2 separate regions of the Homo sapiens genome follow, and region 2 is linked to region 1. A link is a contact called in ENCODE Hi-C data. All regions are on one chromosome and are shown on one strand. Each heading gives the region's core, a stretch centred on a gene start or an enhancer-like site at or near the end of the contact. The rest is flanking DNA. Distances are from core to core; before and after follow the strand shown. Region 1 holds the start of PTPN6 (protein tyrosine phosphatase non-receptor type 6). Region 2 overlaps MFAP5 (microfibril associated protein 5).

What was found. A loop is a pair of places that touch in the nucleus more often than their neighbours do. Pooled maps may share reads with other maps.
Region 2: a map with no recorded cell type shows a loop between it and region 1 (6-fold over the local background). The contact joins the enhancer-like site here to the promoter of PTPN6 in region 1. A Hi-C loop is called at or near these places in 3 of 37 single-sample maps with no recorded cell type and 3 of 50 pooled maps.

The regions. Positions count from the first base shown.
Region 1 is chr12:6,950,106-6,952,881 of GRCh38, reverse strand. PTPN6 (protein tyrosine phosphatase non-receptor type 6) reads right to left here and starts at 1,526. Exons shown (of 16, transcript NM_002831.6): 1 at 1,362-1,526; 2 at 1,151-1,273; 3 at 705-899. The coding sequence starts at 1,369. RefSeq lists enhancers at 1-358, 359-1,292, 1,293-2,228.
Region 2 is chr12:8,647,406-8,650,181 of GRCh38, reverse strand. It overlaps MFAP5 (microfibril associated protein 5), which reads left to right. Exons shown (of 10, transcript NM_003480.4): 9 at 608-681; 10 at 1,979-2,776. The coding sequence ends at 2,091. Among named protein-coding and RNA genes, the nearest start is that of MFAP5, 14 kb to the left of the region's middle. RefSeq lists an enhancer at 1,106-2,305. Within about 2 kb of position 1,326, at least 2 of the 41 ENCODE cell types and tissues checked have a DNase peak (open chromatin) inside an H3K27ac peak, as active enhancers do.

The DNA.
Region 1 (2,776 bases), core at 277-2,776:
GGTGTCATGAGGAGCATTCAGAGCCCCCAGCCCCCAGCCCATGCCTTTGGGAGACCACAGGAGGAGTCGGGGAGGCCACAGGAAGGAAATGCCTGGAGTATTACTCTGTGCCCGGGACAGCGTGAGACACTTTACACAGGTGAACACTTCACATCGTGCTCTCAATGATCTCTGTTTGGGCCGGAGACCTATTTGACCCCACAGGACAGACCCATCCCCACGGGGCGGCTGGGACAAGGCATCAAGTGTCTTGGCAAGCATTCATCCCCATCTTCACCCCAGTGTCAGCTCCTCACTGTCCTAACATGTGCTGGGGTGAGGGGCAGACGGAGGAAGGCAGGCTCGATTCCAGAGGAAGAAGAGCTTTCTAACAACAGAGCTGGCCTGCACGACATGCTGGCCACCAGCAGTGGCCTCCCTGTCTCCAGTGGGACCTGGGTTGCAGCGGCCAGGGCTCCCGGAGTAGGGCGAGGCAGCTTTCTGTGGCTTCCTCGGGGTTAGGTGGAAAGGGTGGTAGGTTAGGCTCTGAGACACCAGGTCCCAGGACAGCAGGGAGGAGGGACATTGAGAGCCCCAGCTGGTGCAGGGAGGGGAGGGGATGGAGGGTAGGCAGCGCCGGCTGCCAGTCTCCCTGCCTCCCTGGCTGTTCAGGGTGGGAGCCGGCTCATCCCTGCTTGGGAATGGCGGGGGTGCGGAGCCCTCACCTCTCACTAGTGGGATCGGAGCAGTTCAGCGGGTACTTGAGGTGGATGATGGTGCCGTCGCGGTCCTGCAGGACACCCTGCTGCTGAGTGTAGTACTCCACCAGCTCTGTCAGAGTCGCAAACTTCTCCCCTCCATACAGGTCATAGAAATCCCCTGAGTTCTGGATCCGAATATGGGTCACCTGATCCCCCACCCTGCAGGGCACCAGGCGGTGAGGCCAGTCGGTGCAGGAGTAGAGGCAGGAGGGCAGGGATCGGCTGAGGTCCTGGGTGGGGGCACACATGGGCATGGGTGGGCACAGACAGGGATGGGGAGTGTGGGGGTTGGGGGCAAGGGAACAGACGGGGAGTCAGCACTGCCACGGGGAACCAGGAATGAGTGGTTCAGGGCCTGGATGGCACAAGAGAGTGGCCAAAATGCCCGGGGTTGCGGGGGGCCCACCTACCTGACGGAGAGCGAGAAGTCACCCTGGTTCTTGCGACTGGGCCGAGCCAGGAAGCTACCGTGGACACCTCGGCCCTTGAGCAGGGTCTCTGCATCCAGCCCACTGAGGTCTCGGTGAAACCACCTGGGCGGCCCAGGCAGGGCAGTGAGGAGGGGTCCCGTGGGCACCAGGCACCCTTGCCTCCTGTCTACCGTGGGTGGCAGGCCCTTACCTCACCATCCTGGGGGCTTCCGGAGAGGAAGGGGGCGCAGGGAATGAGGAGGTGCAGCTAGTCTGGGCAGGCAGAGAGCTCAGGGACTAAGCCTCAGATGCAGCTCCCAGTGCCGGGCCGCCTCACCACCCCCGGTGGTCCCAGTTCTGGGGCTGCCACTCCACTGGCCTGGGGCAGCCGGCAGGGCGGGGACAGGAAGAGGCGCGGCCGACCCCTTGGGGGAACTCACTTGTACTTCTCGTTTTAGAGCACAGCAAGGGAAGAGAAGCAGAGCAGGGTGGCACTGGGGGTGGGGACGGGGCCCACTTCCCACACGTCTGCAATCAAAGGCTCAGGAGCATGGCATTGCACATATGTGACAACACATGCAGTAAGGACACATGTGTGCCTTGCACACTCCAGGCCCAGATAATACTTCACGCATGCGAACCCAGACGGTCCCACGGCATCTCTCCCTCCTCCACCAGCTGCTTTTACGCAGCCCTCCCTGGCCCACGCTAATAACAATGATGGCGGTGACAACTGTCATCGAGTGAGTCCTGCTGGATGCCGGGCGCTGTGCTATAATGGCGTTCACATGCCTTGTCTGATTGGTTTCTCACCACAGCCCTATGAAACAGGGGCTATCTTTATCATTTTACAGACAAGGAACCTGAGGCTCAGGGAGTTTAAGGCATTGCCTGAGTCCATCAGTGAGTCAGCTGCAGTGCCAGGATTCAAACCCAGACAGTCCGGTTCCAAAGCCAGTGCTTTGAACTCCTATACACCAGCCCTCAGGGCTTCAAAGAACAGAGATTAAGAGCCTCCTTGTCCAAAGGGGCTGCCATGGGAGCAGGAGACTAATAGTTAAGACCTTGCCAATGCTTGCAAGAGAGAAGGGTGCCCTCCTCTAACCAACATATGCAGTTTGTCCATGCCACTGTGGCAGAGGGATGGACAACATGACCCTGAGCAGCCCTGTCAACATGGGTCCTTTCTAATTCTTGTCCCTAGGCCTCTGCCCTGCCCCAGCACTCCCACCAGGGGGCCTATCTCCTGGGGGGCTGGGGGACAAGGTCCTCACCATGGCTGATTTTCTCAGGGCTGGTTGATCTTAGAGGCCCTAAACACTAAGGTATATGATGCTGCCTACCTGTAATTCCAAATACAAACATCAACACCGCCAAACCAAAACGAGGAAAAGCAGCTCAACAGGGGATACATAAGAAACACATATTGGTGGCTTCCCCTAGGGAGGGAAACTGGGTGGCTGGAGGACAGGGCTGGGGGAGACACTTGGTTCTCTACATACCTTTTTGAATGTTATATGATGGGCATGCATTACCTTTATAAAAATAAATATGCTAACTGGGAACAATTTCTGGGAAACTTTTAGGGTACAGGGAAGGCTCTTTGTCTCTATCTGGATGCTGTTT
Region 2 (2,776 bases), core at 77-2,576, 1.7 Mb before region 1:
AAAATAGTGGGGAGGAATATTAAGCCTGACTTTAGGTAGAGTGTGCAAAGTGTCACTAAGAAGAATAACTAAAACAATGGCCTTTGCAACAACTTGGATGGAGCTGGAGGTCATTATTCTAAATGAAGTAACTAAACAATGAAAAACCAAATATTGTATGTTCTCGCTTATAAGTGGGAGCTAAGCTATGAGGAGGCAAAAACATAAGAATGATATAATGGACTTTGGGGACTCAGGGGAAAGAGTGGGAGAGGAATGAGGGATAAAGGCTACACATTGGGTACGGTGTACACTGCTTGGGTGACGGGTGCACCCAAATCTCAGAAATCACCACTAAAGAACTTATCCATGTAACCAAAAACCACCTGTACACCAAAAACTATTGAAATAAAATTTAAAAAACAGAAGAGTAATTAATACCATTCCCTCCCCTATTTTCCAGTTGGGGGGCAAAAGTCTGAAATACTTAAGAAAATACAGTTGGGGAAAAGCAGATAGGGAAAGTGGGGAATATGAGAGTTGAAGAGGCATCCCAGACCCAGGTGAGTTCTCCTCTCAAGGCTTTCTTCCATCTCCTTCCTTGCCTATGACACTGGGACGTCTGCAGTTTACGACGTATGTACATCGTCAACAAGGAGATCTGCTCTCGTCTTGTCTGTAAGGAACACGAAGCTATGAAAGGTAAGATGATGTCTGGATGTTTAATGGAGAGAAGCAGTTATGAGAAGGGTAGATAGGGACATGATATTACTATATCCAAAGTCTGGTACTAGAGGAGGGCTTCAGGCTACCCCCTTAGAGTCCATCAGCTCCTGCTGGAAGTTATCTCAAATAAACAATCTACATAAAGCAGTATGCTTGATATACAAACATAACCCTAAGAAAAGTACCCCTAGATCCCTGTCCTACTAGATTGTAACCCCACAGTGTCTCCTACTTAGAGAGCTTTCTGACACTCTGGCTATTTTAAAGATCATTCACTGGGGTTCTAGGGAAAATTTCAAGTCAGCCATTACAGATAATAGACTCTGCTAGTCCGCAGCCATGTTCATAACTAAAAATAAAACATACACACGCACATGCACTAATTTGGAGACAGTAAGGTTTGGATAGGGCCTATAAATAAAAAATAGATGGGACATTTAGAAATCAGCTATGTTATAAATAGTTCACCAATTCCAAGAACAATGAACATTTCTTACTGTGACATTTCAGGTAGAAGAAGGTAGAAAGATGTTATGGGGCAATTACGAGGGCCCAAAATGTGTGGTTGTAGACCATACATGGTGGAAACAAAGATACTCTCACCTTCCCCATGGCCAGCCCCGAACGATGGCTGTGGTTGGTGAAAACACCACAGACAAAGCCATTTCTGACTCAGCAGCCCGCTTTGTGCTGAGTTCCTGAGTAAGAGCTGTAGTTAACTTCGCAGAAGGAAACTTGCTGTGTGCCCCCATTGGCTTTGTGCAAGCCACCTGCAAGGGAAGCACCTTGAGATTGAGGATGGGTATTTGGGACTCTAGGCACTTTCAAGTATCTCAAGGGACTTCCTAAAGTTAGCTGTTTGCCCATAGTAAGCACGTAAATGTATACTGAATGATTGGATCTCATTTTTCTATTTAATAGATCCATGATTAGAAGAATTGGCAGCTGGATATATAAAGGAAACTAACATTTACTGCTCACCTGTGCTAGGTACTTTGCATACATGATTTCATTTTAATACTCAGAAATATACTGTTGAGGTAGGTATTTTAATTCTCATTTTACAGAAAGGGATAGTGAGGTTTATAAAATTTAAGAAACTTTCTAGGAAGTGGCAAATAACTAAAGTAAGTGGCAGAGCTGGTTAAAACCCGGATCTTTTTCTCTCCAACCTTTTCACTACACCACACTGAAAAGTCTTCTCTATCCCTTAAAACAAGAGCCTTTGTTATCTTCTGCATTCTCTTCCCATGATGTTCTGCTTCTCTTCTAGATGAGCTTTGCCGTCAGATGGCTGGTCTGCCCCCTAGGAGACTCCGTCGCTCCAATTACTTCCGACTTCCTCCCTGTGAAAATGTGGATTTGCAGAGACCCAATGGTCTGTGATCATTGAAAAAGAGGAAAGAAGAAAAAATGTATGGGTGAGAGGAAGGAGGATCTCCTTCTTCTCCAACCATTGACAGCTAACCCTTAGACAGTATTTCTTAAACCAATCCTTTTGCAATGTCCAGCTTTTACCCCTACTCTCTACTTTTTCACCCAAACTGATAACATTTATCTCATTTTCTAGCACTTAAAATACAAAGTCTATATTATTGCATAATTTTGCTGCTTCTCAATATCATAGACACAGTGAATAGATGATGACTATATGGCTTATATACAAACATTCTATGTACAATTTCAAGGGAGACTAAACTTTAGGCTAATAATCTTTACTATTGAATCTGTCTGATATAGATCTTAGGGTTGAAGAAGCTATCTTTGTCTATTTGGGCTAACCATAGAATTTCATTTATTTTCCTCACAATATTTTCCTAGACCAACTCCCCATCATTCACGTGTTCCTCTTTACTCTTACTTTAACTATTTTGCTGGCTTGCCCGAAAATTTGCCTGGCAAGTCTTCCTTATAAGACACATCATGGTAAGTTTTGTAGTCCTGTAAGATTCTGCAACACAGTCAAGAATTATACAATCCTACTAGCAATATATAAGGACCCAAAATGTCTTCTGCTAAGCTCAGAGGCTGGGGCTAAAGCATGAGGACTATGCCAGCTATAGAACTTGGA